2 separate regions of the Homo sapiens genome follow, and region 1 is linked to region 2. A link is an interaction called in ENCODE POLR2A ChIA-PET data of the cell type or tissue named here. Cell type or tissue: K562. All regions are shown on one strand. Links, peaks and the distances in the headings refer to the core of each region. The heading gives the core; the rest is flanking DNA. Region 1 overlaps MCU (mitochondrial calcium uniporter). Region 2 has its middle 16 kb from the start of MICU1.

What was found. Peaks named below come from ENCODE experiments on the same cell type or tissue, not always from the same donor. Only the 100,000 strongest peaks of a DNase experiment are listed, where the experiment ranks them.
Region 1: POLR2A ChIA-PET joins it to region 2 with 6 read pairs; 3 of 35 experiments call an interaction of 5 or more read pairs at or near these places.

What each region holds. Positions count from the first base shown.
Region 1 is chr10:72,707,389-72,715,388 of GRCh38, reverse strand. The region is part of intron 1 of MCU (mitochondrial calcium uniporter); the gene reads right to left. Among named protein-coding and RNA genes, the nearest start is that of MIR4676, 9.6 kb to the left of the region's middle. In K562, for the core only: no CTCF peak of the experiment used is centred there; no DNase peak of the experiment used is centred there.
Region 2 is chr10:72,634,123-72,650,630 of GRCh38, reverse strand. It overlaps the pseudogene HMGN2P34. Among named protein-coding and RNA genes, the nearest start is that of MICU1, 16 kb to the right of the region's middle. In K562, for the core only: no CTCF peak of the experiment used is centred there; a DNase peak (open chromatin) is centred at 8,140.

The sequences.
Region 1 (8,000 bases), core at 1-8,000, 69 kb before region 2:
CAGCCCCATGTTAGCTACCAAGTGTTCAATAGCAGGCTGGAGCAAAGAGCCAGCCCACAAGGATCAAGCAAGTGCCTTTTTAAAAACTAATCTTAAGAAGCTCCTCTACATGGCTTTGCAAAGTAAGCAAAAACCATGCCAAATAGTAAAAAAGGCACTTACTTGACTCCCACAGGCCAGCTCCACACTCTAGCAGCTAAGATGTCACTGGCATGGTACATGGAGAGTGAGGTAGAAACGGTATCTTGCCAATCACTGTAGGAATGGTAGTGAAAGACCTAAAAGAATAGAAAAAAGTAAAGTAAATGTCAAAGGTAAAGGCCCTCTTGAGCCTGCTAATGTGGGTACCTCAGCATATAATGCCAAAGAAGAAAGAAAGTCTGAAAAGACCTTGTTTAAGTCATTCTTAGCCACTAGTTATCACAGTGACCCTTAGGACAAGAGAGCACTTTTAAAAAAAATTAGTTGTAACCTAGAATAAATCCAGATTGACCGTAAGAAACTCTAAAATACTTTTTCCAGAAACAAAGTATTAAATATTTGGGCAGGGCGCAGTGGCTCACGCCTGTAATCCCAGCACTTTGGGAGGCCAAGGGGGGGGCAGATCACCTGAAGTTGGGAATTCAAGACCAGCCTGACCAACATGGAGACACCCCGTCTCTACTAAAAATACAAAATTTGCCCAGCGTGGTGTTGCATGCCTGTAATCCCAGCTTCTTGGGAGGCTGAGGCAGGAGAATTGCTTTAACCCGGGAGGCAGAGTTTGCGGTGAGCTGAGATCATGCCATTGCACTCTAGCCTGGGCAACAGGAGGGAAACTCTGTCTCAAAAAAAATAGTAATAATAGATATTTGACAATCACATGATAAGCTCAACAGATATAAAAATTGGGAGTTAGCTGGGTGTGGTGGTGTGGGCCTATAGTCCCAACTATTCAAAATGCCAAGGGAGGAGGATTGCTTGAGCCCAGGAATTCAAGGCCAGCCTGGGCCTGGGCAACAAGCAAGACCCCATCTCTTTAAAAAAAAAAAAAAAAAAAAAAAGACCAGGGCGGGGGGAACTGAAGTAACAGCTCATAAACAAATTTTTTTAGAAATATTTTTAGATTAAACAAGAAAAAAATTGGCCAGGCGTGGTAGCTCATGCCTGTAATCCCAGCACTTTGGGAGGCCGCGGTGGGCAAATCATGAGGTCAGGAGTTCGAGACCAGCCTGGCCAACATGGTGAAACCCCATCGCTACTAAAAATACAAAAATTAGCCAGGTGTGGTAGAGCACACCTGTAATCCCAGCTACTCGGGAGGCTGAGGTAGGAGAACTGCTTGAACCAGGGATGCGGAGGTTGCAGTGAGCCAAGATCGCGCCATTGCACTCCAGGCTGGACGACAAAGCGAGACTCCAACACACACACACACACACACACACACACACACACACACACAAATGATGAAAGAGGAAAACAAATTCACCCCATCTCTGTGTGTCCGGAATATAAAAAACTGATAGAACCCTAACAAACAATGAAGAAATAAGAAACATTTTTTAAATTAAAAAAGTCTTAGGCCATCCACTAGTTTCAGGCTTTCACTAGTTTCAGAAACAAGTTTACAAAATTTAGAAACCTTGAAGTACTAAATTAAAAAAAATTCTGGTTCATTTGCCAAGCCACACAAACTCTTTGGTTTAGAGGTTCTGTTTGAAAATGATTGGAAATCATTCCAAAACAAGAAAAATACAAAAGGCCCTTTCACATACCACTATCTCCTCTCCCCATACCTATACTTTTCACGGTAAAATAATTTGTGAAAATTACTACAGAAGTATAATTTGTGTAGTTAGCAAGAAAACCAGCACTAGCGAGGCGGGCAGATCACCTGAGGTCAGGAGTTCAAGACCAGCCTGGCCAACATGGTGAAGTCCCATCTCTACTAAAAATACTAAAACTAGCCGGGCCTGGTGGCAGGCACCTGTAATCCCAGCTACTCGGGAGGCTGAGGCAGGAGAATCACTTGAACCTGGGAGGTGGAGGTTGCAGTGAGCCGAGATTGCGCCACTGCATTCCAGCCTAGAGAACAAGAGTGAGACTTCGTCTCAAAAACAAAACAAAACAAAAAAAACTCTCCCATTACTGGAGGTTCATTCCTGAGGCACTGGAATCTATCAAATAAAAAAGGCAAAAGTATTTTTTCATTCTAATTAAGTTTTAGCCAAAAGACTATTATACCACCCCTAATTAAAATATGCTTAAAATTGGTCACCATTTGTAACAATCTTCAAATTGTACAGATCTCAAATAATTTAATGAGAATGGAAGATTCACTGTTAATAGCATATCTGGCCAGACTTATATCTTGGGTGCCTAACTAACATTTTAATTTTGGCTTGTGTTTGCTTGCCGTAGCGACAGTCCCTGGAAACCATCCAATTTATTAGTGTTTCCCTTGCTGCCTCAGCATTTCTGGTTAATGCACTACAGCAAATCATTTGGAGGGACAACCTGAATGAAGCTCTGCCCTGTGTACTCTGCAAAAATGTTCAAACCATTATCAAGAGTGTTGGAAATGAAAGACAACAGCATGAAATTGAGAAGATAAAATTTTATCAGAGATTGTCTTTTTAAAACAATGACTTCAAAGTAAGAATATACATTGACTAATATGTACAGAATTATTATTAAAACAAATATTTATTTCACACCAACTACCTGTCTCAAAAAGTATGTCCCCTCATTTCTAGACCTTACTTTTCTTTTGCTTGCCCCATAAAACCACGACACAATTCAAGAACAGCCTTTTTACCATAAAAGGCGCATCTCCTTTTACAAAATAAAGCAGATAGTACCCAAATTGCAGATAATTCCAAACACACAGAAAAGAAACAATGAATTAATGCCAACAAATTTCCACCCACAGCTTGTCTGCACTTGAAATATCTGAGAATTTTAGTAACCCAGGCTTTTGTTGCAGCAGCTCAATCCCCCACGAGCTCACTGTTTTGTGGCAGATGCTGCTCTGTATCTTGTACAAGACATGTTCATCTATGTAATAAAACATTCTTCTTCTCTGCCTTCTCTCAGGAAGTACAAAGGATTTTCCCAGGAATATGATAAACGAGGACATTCCACACCAAAAAAGGAAAACTGGTTTTGAAAGTCAAAACAGCATTCCTAGTCTAACTTTAAAAATGACATAATAAATTCCTTTTTCCTGTCCCCCAGAATATTCAGCAAAAAGTCTGTCAGTTAACAGAGGTTTAAATATATGAAATAGAGACAGAAACGCCAAAGTAGTTAAAAATGAATGAACCAGAACCACATGTATCAACTAAATAAGTTTTTTTTTGTTTTTTGGGTTTTTTTTTTTAAGAAACACAGTCTTGGGCAGGGTGCGGTGGCTCATGCCTGTAATCCCAACACTTTGGGGGGCCAAGGCAGGCGGATCACGAGGTCAGGAGATCGAGACCATCCTGGCTAACACGGTGAAACCCTGTCTCTACTAAAAAATACAGAAAATTAGCTGGGAGTGGTGGTGGGCGCCTGTAGTCCCAGCTACTCGGGAGGCAGAGGCAGGAGAATGACGTGAACCCGGGAGATGGAGCTTACAGTGAATGGAGATTGTGCCACTGCACTCCAGCCTGGGGGACAGAGTGAGACTCTGTCTCAAAAAAAAAAAAAAAAAAAAAGAAACACAGTCTTGCTCTATCCCCAGGCTGGAGTGCAATGGCCCAATTATAGCTCAGTGTAACCTCAAACTACTGGCCTCAAGCAATCCTCCCACCTCAGCCTCCCAAAGTGCTGGTATTATAAGTATGAGCCACTGTGCTGGCCTAATTTTTTTTTTTTTAAGTATTAAGAGGGAAAAAAAAAAAAAGGCCAGGCGTAGTGGCTCATGCCTGTAATCACAGCACTTTGGAAGGCCGAGGCAGGCAGATCACTTGAGGTCAGGAGTTCAAGACTAGCCTGGCCAACATGGCAAAACCTCATGTCTACTGAAAATACAAAAATTAGTTGGGTGTGGTGGCACACGCCTATGGTCCCAGCTACTCAGGAGGCTGAGGCAGGAGAATCACTTGAACCCAGGAAGTGGAGATCGCAGCGAGCCGAGATCGCACCACTGCACTCCAGCCTGGTTGACAAAGGGAGACTCCATTCCAAAAAAAAAAAAAAAAAGATTTGCAGAAGGATACATACAGTGTAATACTTTTTTTTTTTTTGAGACAGAGTTTCGCTCTTGTTGCCAGGTAGAGTGCAATGGCATGATCTCGGCTCACTGCAACCTCTGCCTCCCAGGTTCAAGCAATTATCCTGCCTCAGCCTCCCAAGTAGCTGGGATTACAGGCGCCCACCACCATGCCCAGCTAATTTTTGTATTTTTAGTAGAGACAGGGGTTTCATGATGTTGGCCAGGCTGGTCTTGAACTCCTGATCTCAGGTGATCTACCTGCCTTGGCCTCCCAAAGCGCTGGGATTACAGGCATGAGCCACTGCGCCCGGCCAGTTTAATACCTTTTAAATAAGGTTTTAAAACATTCTTACAAAACTATATAAGATAGGTGTAGATAAAGGATAAACACACTCATGGGATGGTAAACATCAAATTTAAGAGAATGTTACTTTTGGGAGAGAGGTCTAAGGAATGGTACTTGGGGGCAGCAATTATAATCATAATGTTCAATTTCTCAAGCTAAAGGTTGTATATTATATTATTCTACTTTTTATAGACATGACATACTTCACAATTTAAAAATAAAAGATTTTTGTCCTTGTATGTCTGATTGAACATAATGTAATTTCCTTATAAAGGACCACTCCACCTCCACCAAAAAAAAAAAAAAAAAAAAAAAAAAACCTTAGGTGATGGAATGGCCTTTCCAAGTGAGCTCCTTTGACAGCATTCCCATCAGTAGTTTACCTTCTGCCTTTTCTTCCACTAGTGCTATGACTGTCTAATGCTGGCTGTGATGTGACCTTCGGATCCATAACTCAGGGTCTCAGATTGTCTCTACTTTTCATCTTACAAAGAACACCCATTTTAGGCAAGAAATCTATTATAGTTTCCTTTCATTTTCTACTTTCTCATGTTAAAAGCTCTAGAATCATTAAAAAGAAAGCCATTAACCAGGCGCTATAGCTCACACCTGTAATCTCAGCACTTTGGGAGGCTGAGGGGGGCAGATCACGAGGTCAGGAGATCAAGACCATCCTGGCCAACATGGTGAAACCCCATCTCTACTAAAAAGTACAAAAAATTAGCCGGGCATGGTGGCATGTGCCTGTAGTCCCAGCTACTCAGGAGGCTGAGGCAGGAGAATTGCTTGAACCAGGGAGGCAGAGGTTGCAGTGACCTGAGATCGCACCACTGCACTCCAGCCTGGGCGACAGATCGAGACTTCATCTCAAAAACAAAACAAAACAGAAAGCCATTATGTATTTAAAGTTCACCCAACTTTGTGGCAGTTGGCCACACTAAGAACTTGAATTCATTCTGAATCGAACACCAATGCAGGATGAGACATTAAACTTAAAGAAAGCACTGACTGGAGTTCAGCTGTCCATTAAGTAAATGAATATTCCAAAATTCTGTAATATGTTACACTAAAATCCTGTTTTACTATCTCAACTGTGCTTAGGCAGCATTTTAACGTTTAAGTCACAGCTGAAAATAAAAAGAAAACAAGATTTCATTTTCTTTGGGGTTAAAACAAGAAAATAAATAAACAAAACCAAACTATTGACATCTATATCTATATCTAGTCAGATACTCACACAAAGTATACCCTAGGGGTCCCCTCAAAAAAGAAAAAAAAACACCAGAAAATCCATTTTTCCTGTCTATTCAGCAGTGTCTAGCACCAGCATTCACAGATCAGGAAAAAGGGAGAAAGAGAGAGAAACTAACAGATCAAGAAAGACATAACCTGGTATTCTTCTGTTTCCAAAAAATGTAATTCCATCAAAAGCAAATGAAAAACCTTCAATCTTCTCATTAGATTTTTACTATTTGTTCCATTCTACTCAATCTATCTTTAAATACTTCTTTAAAGTATTCTGACATCTGTATTGTTTTAAAATGAAAAATAGGTTTTTATCACACTTGGCCACTTGCCACAGCCCTGCTTCACGGCAGCTATCAGAATTCTGGCAGTGCAAAATACAGGATACAGTGGGGACAGAATGGAAATACACAAGACTAGTTCCAAAATAAACACTTCCAAAAATCTGCCTTCTTTGGAAATATATATATACAGAAAGAATCTACAGTTGGCAGCACCTCTTTGAAATAGTTCCTTTCTCTCTTCTGCAGTGTCCAGCATGGCCCATACCCCCACCAATCATGCCAGGTAGATGCCACTGTATCAATTTCTTAAATTTTTTTTTTTTAGAGATAGGGTATTTCACTCTGTCACCCAGGCTGGAGTACAGTGGTACAATCAAAGCTTACTGCAGCCTAGGCTCAAGTGATCCTCCTGCCTCAGCCTCCCAAAGTGCTGGGATTACAAACGTGAGCCACTGAGCCTGGCCTCAAATTACTTTTAACATAATAGCTTTACAATCTTTTTCATTACTATTTTTACTGAGCATTTTATTTAGTCCTGCTTGTTTCAGCACAATCGAAACTGTTTTAAGAGTATTAGCTGCTTCATGAATCAAAGAGAAGTCATTCCTTCTTGACATTCCCATAATTCCCATCACTGTAGTATCTGGGCACAGAGAACAAGATGATCTACAGCTGTGTTACCCACAGGGGAGAAGGATTTAGACAATAGTTGCCAGGACTATTTGACTCTCATTCACCCAACATGGACTGAATGTCTATGTTACTGACACTATACTAGGCTCAGTTCACAGAGCTGGAAGAATTTAAGGGCCACTATGCCTATTGACTCCTGCAGGCAACTAATCACTTAAGGTTTTCACACCTAGGATTCCTATAGTGTTACTACAAAATAAAACATTTTCTGCTTCAGGCTGGCAAGGTACAACTCAGAATTAATAAATTACTAGTACAGTCCCATCTTACTTCAATACTCTGACCTTAACTGCTTTCTTCCTTCTCTCAACTCTCCAACTCTCTGGGCTTTCCACATCTTCACCTCTTCCTCCACTCCCTTCGGCAATTTGGATTAGAGAAAAGAAAACAAAGGTGAAAGATGAGACTAAAGGCATAATGAACTGTTTAAGGGGAATACAAGGTAAATTGTTCATGAAGATGTCAGAAATAATTATGAAAACTGTCTTAAAGAGGAACTTGAAGGCTGTTTTTCTTCATTTCAAGCTCTTGGCCCTTGTGAGAATAAGCAAATACACAATACCTGAGTTTATGATTTTACACAAGCCATCTAATGAAATAACATAATTACTTGTAAAGTACTGTATAAAAATACAACATGTTTTATAATTTTAAAAGTTTTTTTTTGAACTGAACGTGGTGGTACGTGCCTGTAGTCACAGCTACTGAAGAAGGTGAGGCAGGAGGATCACTTTAGCCCAGGAGTTCAAGACCAGTCTGGACAACATAGTGAGACCCCCACCTCAGAAAAATAAATAAAATAAAAATTAAAAGCCCTTTAGGTTCACCTAATCAAGCATCCTTATTTAACTGACAAAAATATTAAGACCAAAGGGGTTAAGTCACTTGTCCAAGATCAAACAGCAAGTTAACGGAACAAAGAGGAACAGATCCAGTTCCTATTATACCACTTGGCACCAAATTCTCTTCAATTACTTTTGTTTTGGTGGGAAACACACACACACACACACACACACACACACACACACACACACCACTCACCACGACCACCTCTTCATTTATTTAACTATCTCAGAAAACTAATAATAAAAATATTCTGTGATGGTACAGCAATCCTTGGCTCCCATAACATTTCAAAAGGCGAGTCAGGTGCAGTGGCGCATGCCTGCAATCCCAGACTTTGGGAGGCCGAGGCGGGTGAATCACTTGAGGTCAGGAGTGCAAAACCAGCCTGGCCAAAAAGGTGAAACCC
Region 2 (16,508 bases), core at 4,288-12,287:
AGCTCACTGTAATCTCTGCCTCATGGGTTCGAGTGATTTTCATGCCTCAGCCTCCCGAGTAGCTGGGACTACAGGCACGTGCCACCGTGCCTTGCTAATTTTTGTATTTTTAGTAGAGATGGGGTTTCACCGTGTTGGCCAGGCTGGTCTCGGACTCCTGATTTCATGATCTGCCCACCTTGGCCTCCCAAAGTGCTGGGATTACAGGCATGACCCACCGCACCTGGCTCTGGTGTCTCTTCTTATAAGGGCACAAAACCCCTCGTGAGGGCCCCACCCTCAAGTCCTCACCTAAATCTCATTACTTCCCAAAAGCCTTACCTCCAAATACCATCTCATTGGGGGTTAGGGCTTCAACATATGGATGGTGGGTGGGGGGAAGGATCCAATCCATAGCTGAACCCTTTTAATTTGTCTAGGTCTCCTTATGGGCCTCTATAATGAGGCCCAAAAGACATTGTCAAATATCATGGCTCTGAACAAAAAGATAAAAATATGTTAGTCAATGTCTCTTTCTTTTTGAGGGCAAGCTCCATTTCTTTTTCTCTCCTTTCACATTGTTTAATGTTATTCTTGTATCAGGAACCCTATGAATATTTACTAAGGTAATAGGAAGTACTTATATAGTACTCTATAGATTACAATGTATTTTCAGATACCTTATCTCATTCTGATCCACAAAGTTCCCCAAGGATAGCAGATAATATTAGCCTCATTATCAAATGGGGGAAACTAAGGCTCAGAGAGGTTAAAAACTGAGAGAATAACCCAGCTCTTCAAATGCCAGCTCAGTCTTCTACTTTGGCACCCTGCCTACCATTATTGTTGACAGGATTCAGGTGTGTGCTTTAGCCTCCAGTTAATACTAATACACAGCATCTTTGCAGGATAAAAGACCAAATTTTACTCTCAGAAAACTAACAGTTGGTGGCACTTTGATACTTACACTGCAATATGTGCTTTTATTTTTAATTACTTTTTTTGGGGAGCAGGGGGACAGGGTCTTGTTCTGTTGCCCAGGCTGGAATACAGTGACATAATCATAGCTTACTGCAGCCTGAAACTCCCGTCCTCGAGTGATCCTCTTGCCTCCGCCTCCCAGAGTGCTGGGATTACAAGCATGAGCTATATATATATATATATTTGTTCCCACCCCGCCCCCCCCGCCAAAAAAAAAAGTTGTGGCTTTCATTTCCCTCTAAGTGATTTCAGTCATTTATGCAGACTGCCCAAAGACATGTTGAAAGGCTAATTTTTTTTTCTTTTTTTTGAGACAGGGTCTTGCTTTGTCACCCAGGCTAGAGTGCAGTGGTGCAAACACAGTTCACTGTAGCCTCAACCTTCTGGGCTCAAGGAATCCCCTGGCCTCAGCCTCTTGAGTAGCTGGGTCTACAGGTGCATGCCACCATGCCTGGCTAATTTTTAAATTCTTTGTAGAGACAGAGTCTTGCCATGTTACCCAGGCTGGTCTCGAACTTCTGGGTTCAAGGGTCCTACCGCACCATCCCAAAGTGCTGGGATTACAGGTGTGAGCCATGACACCTGGCCAAAGCTAACTGTTACATTCTTTTTTTTTTTTGGAGACAGAGTCTCCCTCTGTCGCCCAGGCCGGAGTGCAGTGGCACGATCTCAGCTCACTCCCACCTCCACCTCCTGGGTTCAAGCGATTCTCCTGCCTCAGCCTCCCAAAGTGCTGGGATTGCAGGGACTACACCACACCCGGCCTTAAGTGTTACATTCTTTACCAAAAAAAGCCTATCCAGATGCAGTGGCATGTGCCTACAGAAAACAGAAAAACAAACAAAAAAGAAAGATATTACACCATGTTTGTGTGAGCCAAAAAATTCCAAGCACTCAACTGACATTAACAGTTAGTCCTTTCTGGACACGGTGGCTCATGCCTATAATCCCAGCACTTTGGGAGAACCAGGTGGGCAGATCACTTCAGTCCAGGAGTTCGAAACCAGCCTGGACAACATGGTGAGAGACCTTGTCTCTATAAATTAAACAAACAAACAAATTAACAAAAAACCAGTTTGTCCTCATAGATTTTAAAAACTTAGTTACAATAAATAATATTTCTGTTTAATTTATGACATAATAGTTTATAATTGTGTAATTAAGGAACTGAAATCCAGACAGTTGAAGTAAGTGGCCTGAGGGAACTCAGTAATTTAAATACACAGGCCTATTAAAGAAAATTAGTAATAAGAATATAAGAACCCCTTTTACAAAAGTATGGCAAGTCAGTTGTTTCCCTTCTGAATACAATCTTCTTGTGCAAAGCAGCTTAATTTTCTCTTTTTTAAATTTTATTTTATTTTTTATTTTTTGAGACAGCATCTCGCCCTGTTGCCCAAGCTGGAGTGCAATGGCTTGATCTTGGCTCCTTGCAACCTCTGCCTCCCGGGTTCAAGTGATTCTCCTGCCTCAGCCTCCCAAGTAGCTGGGATTACAGGTGCATGCCACCATGCCTGGCTAATTTTTTTTTTGTATCTTTAGTAGAGACGGGGTTTCACCATGTTGGCCAGGCTGGTCTCGAACTCCTGACCTCAGGTGATCTGCCCACCTTGGCCTCCCAAAGTGCTGGGATTACAGGCGTGAGCCACTGTGCCCAGCCAGCAGCTTAATTTTCTAATAGTGAAAAAAAAATTACGTAATGTTAGAACCATAGAAAAAAGCAAATATCTAGTAATCAGTCAAAAATTCTTTCCAATACAGTGGCCTCTTAGGATCTAGTCAACAAAATATTCCCAGATTCACTATAGTCATTTTGCTCAAAAATATTAAAACCACAATTGTCTAGAAATTAAGAGAGTATGATCCAAATTTGTTTTTCATATATCATTGTACGATATATAATGGGATATATATATAATTATATGATATATAATGGGATATATATATATCATTTTTAAAATTTTATTATTATTACACTTTAAGTTTTAGGGTAGATGTGCACAATGACAAACCTGAGAAAAACAAGCAATGGGGAAAGGGTTCCCTATTTAATAAATGTTGCTGGGAAAACTGGCTAGCCATATGTAGAAAGCTGAAAATGGATCCCTTCCTTACACCTTATACAAAAAATTAATTCAAGATGGATTAAAGACTTAAATGTTAGACCTAAAACCATAAAAACCCTAGAAGAAAACCTAGGCATTACCATTCAGGACATAGGCATGGGCAAGGACTTCATGTCTAAAACACAAAAAGCAATGGCAACAAAAGCCAAAATTGACAAATGGGATCTAATTAAACTAAAGAGCTTCTGCACAGCAAAAGAAACTACCATCAGAGTGAACAGGCAACCTACAAAATGGGAGAAGATTTTCGCAACCTACTCATCTGACAAAGGGCTAATATCCAGAATCTACGATGAACTCAAACAAATTTACAAGAAAAAAACAACCCCATCAAAAAGTGGGTGAAGGACATGAACAGACACTTCTCAAATTTTTTAAATAGACGTGTAAGATAGGGTCCTTGTCTAGTCCTAGCCCTGGAAGGAACATTTCACATTGTCTTCCTCATGGACATATTATTAGAAAGTATGTCCCTAATATTGGGGCATATACTCAGTTGAACATGCTAGAATTATCTGATTCATGATAATGACCTGCAGAGGTAATAGCTGAGGGTGAGAGAAACTTGGAATGGATAGTGAAGGAGGGAAATGGTGAGTACCAGTTGTTGCCTGAGACAAACTGCAGTATTGGAAAGCTATAGTTCATCCCACTCTTCTCCAAGTTTCCCCTTAGGAAAAGGAGCCCACAGGAGCCATGAAAAAATCTGCTTCCAGAACATATGTGGGGACATTGATCAGTGCACAAACAAGAGGTGGACTGTGGAAGCCATCGAGGTGCCCCACTCAGATCTCCCTTTAGGATAGCCTGCTACTGGGATCATAGCTTATTGACAATAGTTTCTGGTTTATTAGTATTTTGCTTCTTATGAGCAGTAATACTATAACTTTAGTGTGCTTTCTTTCTGGTGCAAAGCAAAGATAAATGGAAACATCAAACCTTGGGTCTTGCCGAAGCCAACTGATACTAGACCTAATTCATCTACCTCATGTCTCAAATATCGTTCTATACCAAGCTGAGAAGGCTCTGGATTCCTTGAGTGGTTTTGTTTTGATTTTCTTTTTTTCTTTTCTTTTCTTTTTTTTTTTTTTTGAGGCGGGTTCTCACTCTGTCGCACAGGATGGAGTGCAGTGGGGCGATCTCGGCTCACTGCAACCCCCGCCTCCCGGGTTCAAACAATTCTCTGCCTCAGCCTCCCGAGTAGCTGGGATTACAGGCACCTGCCACCACACCCAGCTAATTTTTGTATTTTTAGTAGAGATGGGGTTTCACCATCTTCGCCAGGCTGGTCTTGAACTTCTGACCTCGTGATCCACCCGCATCGGCCTCCCAAAGTGCTGGGATTACAGGCATGAGCCACCATGCCCGTCCTGTTTTGATTTTCTAAAGGGAAAAAAGAGTCATTTTCACTTGGCTTTGAACAAAGAAAGTGGGATTTGGGAAAAAAAGGAACAGTATCATATTTTTGGGGGCATATTTTATCAAAAATAAAATCAGATCAAATTAAAAATTTAGGTTTACTGTGCATAAAAAAGACAGTTTATGAACTTCAAACCAAAAGTGGTAAGAAGCTTGGCTCACAACAATTACAGTACAGCTTATAAGGCATAAACGAAGGAGTGTGTTGAACTTTACTGTGAATGGTTATTGACAGACTCTCTCCTTTGACCAAAACTTCTGTGAGTCCTGTGCTTAATTCGGCCAGATTTTGGGTTTACCTCTCTGTCCTCGTAGAATCCAGTTTGAGCAAAAATCCTGCTAAGTCAGTTTAGGGAAAATTCTCCATGCTTGGTATCTGACTACCCTTGATATCTTATCACCCTGGCCTGCCTTCAGCAACAATACTATCAAGTCAGGTTAGCCAGAAACCCCTTATCCTTGATGTTTCCTCTGAATAATTTTCCATGCACTGATTCCCACCCTGCTCCTTTATTTATTTATTTACATATTGATTTAGTAGAAACAGGTTCTCTTTATGTTGCTCAGGCTGTGCTCAAGTGATCCTCCTCCCATCTCAGCCTCCCAGAGTGCTGGTATTACAGGCATGGGCCACTGTGCCCAGCCAGCTCCATGGTTTTAAATTTCCACTTGTCATTGTTGGAGTTGGAGTTGAGTCCAATCCCTCCTCCCCCACTGTGAGACTCCATTGCAGTGGTCCCTATACCTATCACCATGGCTCTCCTTGAATAAAGTCTGTCTTACCATCTTCAACATGTGTTTAGGTAATTTTTCAGACATTATTATAAATGTTCATTCTTTTTATGGCAAGAAAAGCTGTATAAACTTGTTTGCCTGTAGCTGATTGGTTCTATTTTATTAAAGCATGCTGACAAGAAAGAATGGCTTAAATTTGCTTTATGTTTAGAGCTGGCATTTTGAAGGAAATTAGGATAGCTTAAATTTCTGTTATGTGGCTATGGGCAATTGGCTTAGGGGTATATCCAAACTGTAGCCTCCATTTGAATTTTCTTTAGTAATTCCCCCCTTTTGGTCATTCTTTCAGTTGGATTCAGAGTGAGGCCAGCTATTTAGGATTACTCTCGGTCACCCCATGTTGTTTTTCCTTCCATAGACATGTGTAGGTTGCAAACTAGAATCTCAGTGCGTTCTTCTGATGATTCTTGTTCATGTAGTTTTTGATGTTCAGTCTTCATGAAGATCATCTGTTGAGTCAGTGGCTGCTAACAAGCGTTTAAGACTCTTAGGAGAATATAAGGTTCAAGGAATATTATGAATATGACTAATAGGAGGGTAACACCTCCTATTTGAGGTTTGAAAAATATCCCAAAGCCAAACTCCCCAAGAGCCAAGATTTAACCAATTAAATACATCAACTGATTGTGCCTCTCCAAAGTGTTGTAATATTTGGGTCTGATCTAAAAGATCAAAATCTCTAAGATTTTGGGCTATAATTCCTGACTTATTAACAGAAAAACAGCATTTTTTTTCTTCGATAAGAGCACAAGCTCCTCCTTGAGCAGTTTGGGTATCACAAACTCTCCTATTCTAGAGTACAGCTAAAGCTAAACTACTCATGGATTCTATTACTTGAAAGTAAATTAAGATATCATTAATACTTTTTGAGAGTTATAGAAATATTGATAAGTGATTTTTCTAGTTCAGAGACTCGTAGTTGAAGGAAGAGTACTCTAACAAAAGGATGAAATCCAGAGCTCATGTGTATAACTGGATTTCAAAGCTCATAAAAATTTTTTTAGTGGGAGGTTACTTTATGTACAAATGATCCCAAGTTAGTAACTTGACTAGTATTTAAAAAGTCAGCCAGGCGCGGTGGCTCACGCCTGTAATCCCAGCACTTTGGGAGGCTGAGGTGGGTGGATCACGAGGTCAGGAGTTCGAGACCACCCTGGCCAATATGGTGAAACTCCGTCTCTATCAAAAATACAAAAATTAGCTGGGTGTGGTGGGGCAGGCCTGTAGTCCCAGCTGCGTGGGAGGCTGAGGCAGGAGAATCACTTGAACCAGGCAGGTGGAGGTTGCAGTGAGCCAAGACTGCACCACTGTACTCTGGCCTGGGCAACAGAGCAAGACCCTGTCTCAAAAATAAATAAATAAATAAAATAAAATAAAATAAAATAAAATAAAAAAGTCATATTTGGTTATTTGGGGTGAGAGATATCCTGTACCATAGCATCTAGACCATTTGGGTAGGAAACCTTTGTCCATGTATCTTATTACAACAAAGAACAAATAACGCAGTGTCACTGATGTAAAGTTATGGTGGATCCCATTACCAAAAAACCAGATGTGATACAAAGATCATGATTACTTTTAATCATGTTGGCATCTTTGCATTCCTAGTTTGAATGACCGTGGTTTAAACTAGGATAGGAGAAAAAGACATTTCTATGGCTTGATAAAGTAATCCATGTGTACCATTACCAATTAGGTAAGACTGGTTCTCTTTCTGGATGCGACCTGAATTTTGATCTATCAGTATGTAAAACTGTTGGTAACCTTATATAATGGTATTAGAGAGGCATTTAACTTGCCTTTAGAGTTTCTATTAAACCAATGTATAGTTTCAGTGACCTCTTTAATGGTGTGAATGAGGGTGTCATTGCCATTTTCTGTTTTTATATCTGTCTCATTATATATGAGTCCAGCCTCTACCATCTGAATCAAACCAGAGGGTTTGATTACAGGAGTCTGGGAGCTCACCTAAGTCAGGCCCAGCATCATTAAGGATTTCTATGTGTAGAGAGAAGTTACCAGTAACAAATTTTTTAGTACTTATGGGCCATACTTTGGCTTCTAATGTTTCTTTCCAATGCCAAAACAGTTGGCCATTAAGTATTAGTTAAATGATTTGATTTGCTAGCAGAAGGATGCCAAACCTTTTTGCAAAGGCATTTTCCCAAGTTTATCACCCAAGTGTGTATGGGGGCTAGTTCTAGTATTAGCTGAGATTCTTCCCAAGCATTTAAATGGCGATATAACCACCATCGCTCTGGTTAGTAAGGAAGGCTATATGCGTAACAGTAGACTTTAGTGAGTGTTCAGCCTGTGCGATGAAGGCCTCTAACAAGGAGTAGGAATATGAGTTTAACCATTTTGTCTTAGTTTGCAAAGTAGCAGGATTACAATAATTATAATGGAAATAGAAAATCTTGACAAAATAAAATAAAATCCAATGGGTTCTTGACCCACGTTCTTTAGTGGAAGCTGTCAACCTCATGTTGTCATCTGCTTCTGGGGAAAACATTTCCCTAGATATCCTTAATTTTAAGTCAGCTGTACGTTAACAGGTCCAAGACTTTGTGAGAGTTTTGTTTTTTTTTTTTTCAGATGGTGTTGCGCCAGGCGGGAGTGCAGTGGCACGATCTTGGCTCACTGCAACCTCCACCTCCCAGGTTCAAGAGATTCTCCTGTCTCAACCTCCCGAGTAGCTGGGATTACAGGCACACACCACGATGTGCAGCTAATTGGGAGCTCTTTTTCATCAAGAAACATGAACCCAAGGTTCAATGAATTGCAACTTGCTGTGTGTGAGGCTAAAAGAACCTGATAAGGTCCCTTCCAGGAAGTTTCAAGTGCAGTTTTCTGTTGACTTTTTTTCCCCGAATATCCAGTCACCCGCTTCCAATGTGTGGGGTACAATGTCCTTGAGGGGAAGAATGCCTCTGAAGGCTCCTTGTACCTGGTGGCAATAAGCTTTTGAATACTGCATTAGTGCTTTACAATATTGGATCATATCAGAGTTTACAAGAGTTGATGAACATGGGGTTCTATCATTAAGGGCATAAGTTATCCATTAAGGGCATAAGTTATCCAGTGACAATCTCATAAAGGGTTCATTTATGTTTTCCAAAAGGTATAGATCTTATTGTTATAAGAGCTAAGGGAAGTATTTCAGGCCAGGGTAGTCCTGTTTCAGTTAGTTTTGCTAATTTTAAAGCACCATTGGTTCTTTCTTTCTACCTTTCCAGAAGATTGGATGTAATGGGGCAATGGTAATGCTATAATGCTTGGATGGCCTTAAGATTTTGACTTGTTTTATGACTTGTTTAGTGAAGTGTGTTCCTCCATCACTTAAAATTTTGCTGGAAATTCTCCAAAGTGGAAAAATGTTCTCTAGTAACTTTTTGGCTATAGTAATTGCACCAGTGCTTTCAGCAGGGAAAAGCTTCTACTCACGCTGAGGAGATACAGATTATGATAAGTATATACTGGATAACCCATAGAGGTGAGCAACTTACTGAAGTCCATCTGTGGGTATTCAAATGGCCCTGATGGTGGGGCAGTTATTCCAGGGGCCACTTTAATGGTTTTTCCAGGGTTATGGTTTTCATAAGTCAGACATTGATCATAGACTTGTTTGCCTGATTTCGAAAAGTTTCCTCATCAATGTTTTGTTAGAATCTGAATAATTTTATCCACCTCTTGGTAAGTAAAAAAATTAAATGCTCAGAGGAATGGCACTTTTGAAGGATTTGGGAAGTAATAAGCAGCCATCTGGGCCCTCCCAGAATCCCTTAATTATCTTGCATCCTTTATTTCCCTAATTTTGTTTTTCAGTTTCTGGGGCATTATTCTGTCATTCATGTAAATGTTGGATTTCTTTAATGTCTTTTGAATGAATCTCATTCAGAGCATACAACTTACTTTCACTGGGTGGCAGGTTTAGTATGAAAATCAGCCATGGTGGCTGGGTATGGTGGCTCACGCCTGTAATCCCAGCACTTTGGGAGGCCGAGACAGGTGGATCACTTGAGCCCAGTTGTTCAAGACCAGCATGGGCAACATGGCAAAACCTCATCTCTACCAAAAAAAAAAAAATTATCTGGATGTGGGGTGTGCATCTGTAGTCTCAGCTACTCAGGAGGCTAAGGTGGAAGGATCACCTGAGTCCGGGATATCAAGGCTGCAGTGAGCCATGATCATGCCACTGCACTGCAGACTGGGTGACAGAGTGAGACCCCGTCTCAAAAAGAAAAGAAAAGAAAATCAACTACGGCATTTCCTTGATATTTAGGGTTGGTTTTAAGAGTATGAGCTTCAATTTTTTTTTTTTTTTTTTTTTTTTTTGAGACAGAATCTTATCTGTCTCCCAGCCTGGAGTGCAGTGGCAATCTCATCTCACTGCAACCTCCGCCTCCTGGGTTTAAGCAATTCTCATGCCTCAGTCTCTTGAGTAGCTGGGATTACAGGCATGTGCCACTACACCCAGCTAATATTTTGTATTTTTAATAGAGATGGGGTTTCACTATGTTGGCTAGGCTGGTCTTGAACTCCTGGCCTCAAGTGATCTGCCTGGCTCAGCCTCCCAAAGTGCTGGGATTACAGGCGTGAGCCACTATGCCTGACCAATTTTTTTTTTTAAATATAGAGATGGGGTCTCGCCATCTTGCCTATGCTGGTCTTGAACTCCTGGGCTCAAGCGATCCTCCTGCCTTGGCTTCCCAAAGTGCTGGGATTACAAGTGTGAGCCACCACACCTGGCCGAGCTTCAATTTTTATAATAATTGTTGTAATCATAAGGCCATTATAATTGTCAGTTATAATTGTAAGGCCATTAATTTGCCTGATGATTCCTTTTTTGGCCATGCACCAGGGGAGAAAAGAGAGAAGACCCTAAGAACTTTCAGAGAAAAAACATTTAAAAGCTCAAGAAACAAAATTACATTGTACTTCTTGAAACCAACACTGGAAGCTAGAAGACAGTGCTGCAATATCTTGAAAATCCTCAAGGAAAAGTATTTCTAATCTAGAGTTCTATTCCTAGTCATACTATCAGCTAAGCACACAGCTGGACTAAAGACATTTTCAGACATATAAGATCTCAGTCGCCCTGTTGCCCAGGCTGGAGTGCAGTGGCATGATCTCAGTTCACCACAACCTCCGTCTCCCGGGTTCAAACGATTCTCCTGCCTCAGCCTCCCAAGCAGCTGGGACTACGGGCGTGCACCACCATGCCCAGCTAATTTTTGTATTTTTAGTAGAGATGGGGTTTCACTACATTGACCAGGCTGGTCTCCAACTCCTGACCTCGTGATCCACCTGCCTCGGCCTCCCAAAGTGCTGGGATTATAGGCGTAAGCCACCAAGCCCGGCCTATTTATTTGTTTATTTATTTATTTTTTTGAGATGGGGTCTCACTATATTGCCCAAGCTGGTCTCAAACTCCTGGACTCAAGCCATTCTCCTACCTCGGCCTCCCAGAGTGCTGGGATTACAGGCATGAACAACCACGCCTGGCCGAAAGGGGTAGCTTTTCTGATGAGTTTGAACATTTTATAAGAAAATACATTCATTCACAATGAATATTTATTGAGTACCCACTTTGAGTCACAAACATGGAGCCACTTTCAGGGAGCATTCATTCTAGAAGGGGAAGTGAGATAATAAATAAGCAAACTGTGTAACATATTAGAAGGTGATAAAGGCTGTAAAAAAAGACAAAGTAAAGCAGGGGAAGGAGGATTAAAACTGCTGTAGATGGGGAGGTGGTAGAGTGTGTATTACAGCTTTAAATAGGATAGTCAAGATAGACCTCATTGTGAAGTAACATTTAAGCCAAGACCTGAGGGAAGTTAGGCAATTAGACGTGTGGATATGTGGCAGAACTTTCTAGGAAGACGGAATTGCCAGTAAGGGTGAAGAAGTGTAAGAGGTAGAGATGCAGGAGCAAGAGAAATGAGGTCAGAGAGGTACAGGGTAGGGGGGATATGTCAGATCCTGTGGGCCTTATGGATGACTGTAATAACTTGCTTTGCTTCTGAGGAAAATGGAGAGCTGTTATAGAAGTGAAACAATTGGCATACATTTTTACAAGGTTCACTCTTGCTTCCATTTGAGAATAGACTATTGGCAGACAAGGGTGGAAACAGAGATAATAAAGAAGCAACTGGATTGCCTAATAAGGAAGCAATTATCCCAATAATTCAGGCGAAAGATGTTGGTAGCACAGACTGCAGTGATACATCTGTTAAAGAGTTGAAGGAAGAATTAGTGATAGACACAGAGAAAACTAAGCAAAGTAAATAAAGGAATCAATTATTAACTGTAGATAAACCAGGAAATGGCATAAAGAAAGGTAATTATAGCAGTCCACATGAATCAGTTGTGAATAACATTTACCTAGTGCTATGGTTTCAATATGCTTTGTTTGTCCCCAGAAAACTCATGTTGAAATTTGATCCCCAACTTGACAGTGCTGGGTGGTGGGGCCTAGTGGGAGGCATGTGCATTATGGGAGCAGATCCTTCATGAAAGACTTGGTGCTATTTGGTCAGGCAGTTAATTTTTGCTCTTGAGAAACTGTATTAATTTTCTCAGGAATGGATTAATTCCTGAGAGAACAGGTTGTTATAAAGTCAGGATGCCCTCAGGTTTCCCCCTCTTCACATGCATCTACTTCCCCTTTAACCGTCTCCACCATGTTGTGAGAAAACCCTCGATAAGGCAGGGAGTGGTGGCTCACGCCTGTAATCCCAGCACTGTGGGAGGCCGAGGTGGGCGGATCACCTGAGGTGAGGAGTTCAAGGCCAGCCTGACCAACATGGTGAAACCCCGTCTCTACTAAAAATACAAAAATTAGCCAAGCGTGGTAGCACCCACTTGTAGTCCCAGCTACTTGGGAGGCTGAGGCAGGAGAATTGCTTGAACCTGGGAGGCAGAGGTTGCAGTGAGCTGAGACCATATCATTGTACTCTAACCTGGGCAACAAGAGTAAAACTCCATCTCAAAAAAAAAAAAAAAAAAGAAAAATTAATACCTCATGGAGATGTCACATTTTTACCTAACCAGATTGGCAAATATACAGAATTTTTATAATACATTATGTTGGGGAGGATAATGGGTAAACAGACATTCTCATACATTGCTTGTGGAGTATAACTTGTCATGTTGTCAACCAGCGTGGTGGCTCACGCCTGTAATCCCAGCACTTTGGGAGGCCGAGGCGGGCAGATCACAAGGTTAGGAGTTTGAGACCAGACTGGCCAATATGGTGAAATCCGATCTCTACTAAAAAAATACAAAAATTAGCCGGGTGTGGTGTGGGCACCTGTAGTCCCAGTTACTCGGGAGGCTGAGGCAGGAGAATTGTTTGAACCCAGGAGGTGGAGGTTGCAGTGAGCCGAGATGGCCTCACTGTACTCCAGCCTGGGGGACAGAGCGAGACTCTGTCTCAAAAAACAAATAAATAAATAAAAATAAATAAAAAATAACTTGTCATGTCAATTTGGTAAAATTATAAAAATTACAAAATGTAGACACCCCTTTCCAGAAAGATCTTTTTGCCCCAGCTGCTAGGAGTTCTGTCAGCAGACAGTCTTCATTTGTCAGCCCCTTCAAGTTTTGCCTCAGCAGCAAAGAGCTGTCTCACCCAAGGATATGCTTTTTTGTGGCAACCCACATCCAATGACTGATATAAAGGACTTGCCATTTCCCCCCAGTGCAGGACAACTCTGCTGAGTCATTTCAGCTCCACAGCTTTCCGACGGGGTTATCTTAGGCTGCATGAGTGCATCACAGGCCAGCTTCTGCTTCTGCCAAATTCCGTCTTCCTTCTCCCTTTCATAGCTGTTGAACCCAAGAATACCTCCCAATAAATGTCTGGAACTCTAAATTTCTGTCCCAAAGTCTGCTTCCAAGAGAAATCAGTCTGTGAAACTCACGGCTCCACAGCTTCATTTCCAGGAGTTTACATAGACTCACACATAGACAAAAATGGTGTATATTTAAGGTTATTTATTGCAAAAAAATTTTTTGACGTAGGATCTTACTCTGTAGCCCAGGCAGAATGTGGTAGCATGATCATAACTCACTGCAGCCTCCAATTCTTGACTCCAGTGATCCTGCCGCCTCAGTGTCCCAAGTAGCTGGGACCAAAGGTGCGTGCCATTATGCCTGGCTAATTTATTTTTATTTTTTGTAGAAATGGGGGTCTCTCTGTTGCCCAGGATGGTCTTGAACTCCTGGCCTCAAGCAATCCTCCTGCCTCAGCCTCCCAAAGTGCTGAGATTACAGGTGTGAGTCATGCACATGACTTATTGCAGATTATTTGTAAGAACAAAAATTGGAAATAAATGTTTGATTACATAAATCAGGTGACTGATTAAATAAAGGCATATGTATACAATGAAATATCATGTCACAATATAAAAAGCAGATAGCTGTTTATATAATGATAGCAAAAGATCTTCAAAATGGAGCAGTGTGAAGAAGAGGCGAGAACGACCCCCAATTGACCAAAGCCTATGCGCCCTGCATCTCTGCAATCAGTGCCTATGTTCCGCCACCATGGTTACCAAGCCCAAGAGAAGGGTTGAAGGGGATGTTAAAGGAGATAAAGCCATGGTGAAGGACAAACCTCAGAGAAGATCTGAAAGGTTGTCTGCTAAACCTGCTCCTCCAAAGCCAGAGCCCAAGCCTAAAAGTGCCCTGTAAAGAAGGGAGAGAAGGTACCCAAAGAGAAAAAGGGAAAGGCTGATGCTGGCAAGGAGGGGAATAAACCTGCGGAAAATAGAGATGCCCAAACAGACCAGGCACAGAAAGCTGAAGGCACTGGAGATGCCAAGTGAAGTGTCTGCAGTTTTTTTTGTTTGTTTGTTTGTTTGTTTGTTTTTTTAGGCAAAGTCTCACTCTGTTGCCCAGTCTGGAGTGCAGTGGTGTGATCTCGGCTCACTGCAACCTCCGTCTCCCGGGTTCAAACGATTCTCCTGCCTCAGCCTCCCAAGCAGCTGGGACTACAGGCGTGCACCACCATGCCCAGCTAATTTTTGTATTTTTAGTAGAGATGGGGTTTCACTATGTTGACCAGGCTGGTCTCCAAATCCTGACCTCGTGATCCGCCTGCCTTGGCCTCCCAAAGTGCTGAGATTATAGGTGTAAGCCACCAAGCCCGGCCTATTTATTTATTTGTCTGGAGTGCAGTGGTATGATCTCGGCTCACTGCAACTTCCGCCTCCCAGGTTCAAGCGATTCTCCTGCTTCAGCCTCCTGAGTGGCTGGGACTACAGGCACCTGCCACCACACCCAGCTAATTTTTTTATTTTTAGTAGAGAAGGGGTTTCACCATGTTGGCCAGGCTGGTCTTGAACTCCTGACCTCAGGTAATCCACCCACCTCGGTCTCCCAAAGTGCTAGGATTACAGGTGTGAGCCTCTGCGTCTGGCCTGCATTTTTTTATTTTTTATTTTTGAGATGGAGTCTCGCTCTGTCGCCTGGGCTGGAGTGCAGTGGTGCGATCTCGGCTCACTGCAAGCTCTGCCTCCCAGGTTCACGCCATTCTCTTGCCTCTGCCTCCAGAGTAGCTGGGACCACAGGCGCGTGCCACCACGCCCGGTTAAATTTTTTTGTATTTTTTTTAGTAAAGATGGGGTTTCATCGTGTTAGCCAGGATGGTCTCAATCTCCTGACCTTGTGATCCGCCCGCCTCGGCCTCCCCAAGTGCTGGGATTACAGGCATAAGCCACCATGCCCGGCATGGCCTGCATTTTTTATAACTGTGTACTTCTGGTGACTATACAGTTTGAAATACTATTTTTAAGTCCAGGTGCGGTGGCTCACGTCTATAATTCCAACACTTTGGGAGGCTGAGGTGGGAGAATCGCTTGAGCCCTGGAGTTCAAGACCAGCTGGGCAACATGGTAAAACCCCTGTCTCTCCAAAAAAAAAAAATTAGCTGTGTGTGTGTGTGTGTGTGTGTGTGTGTGTGTGGTGGCACATCTCTGTAGTCCCAGCTACTCAGAAGGCTGAGGCAGGAGGATTGCCTGAGCCCAGGAGTTTGAGGGTGCAGTGACCTGTGATTGCACAACTATACTTCAGCTTGGGCAACAGGGTGAGACCCCATCTCTTTAAAAAAAATGTGTGTGTGTGTGTTTGTGTATGAATGAAGGATGCATTAAAACTGTAATTGGTTGCCTATAAGTAGATTTGGGTGTCTCAGGAACAAAGGTGGAAGGGAGGCTTTTCTTTTCTTTTCTTTTCTTTCTTTCTTTTTTTTTTCTGAGACCAAGTCTCTCTTTGTTGCCCAGGCTGGAGTGCAATGGTGTGATCTTTGGCTCACTGTAACCTCCGCCTCCCAGGTTCAAGTGATTCTTCCTGCCTCAGCCTCCCAAGCAGCTGGGATTACAGGCGCCTGCCACCATGCCCAGCTAATTTGTGTATTTTTAGTAGAGACAGGGTTTTGCCATGTTGGCCAGGCTGGTCTCAAACTCCTGACCTCAGGTGATCTGTCTGCCTTGGCCACCCAAAGTGCTAGGATTACAGGCATGAGCCCCGTGCCCAGCCAAGACTTTTCATAGTATATATATTTGCAGTTTTTGGATTCTACACCATCTGAATGTGTTACATAATCATTAGAAAAAATTTTTGCTTGAATTATCTGAATTTTAAGACTACATATAAAAATTACATATGCACAGCTTTGATAAAATAAAAATTAAGTAAACAAAGACTTATCTGTTAAAAATTAAACACAAGAACATATTGTAGGCCAGGTGTGGTGGCTCACACCTGTAATCCCAGCACTTTGGTCAGGAGTTCGAGACCAGCCTGGCCAACATGGCGAAATCCCGTCTCTACCAAAAATACAAAAATTAGCCAGGCATGGTGGTGGGCGCCTCTAATCCCAGCTACTCAGGAGGCTGAGACAGGAGAATCGCTTGAACCTGGGAGGTGGAGGTTGCAGTGAGGCAAGACTATCGAGCCATTGCACTCCAGCCTGGGCAACAACAGCGAGATTCCATCTCAAAAAAAAAAAAAAAAAAAAAAAAAAAGAACATATTGTATAGAGTGAGGGCCAGGCATGGTAGCTCACGCCTGTAATCTCAGCACTTTGGGAGGCTGAGGCAGGAGGATTGCTTGAGGCCAGGAATTTGAGACTAGCAACATAGTGAGACCCTATTTGTATATATATATAAAAAAAATAGCCAGCCAGGTGTTGTGCCACGT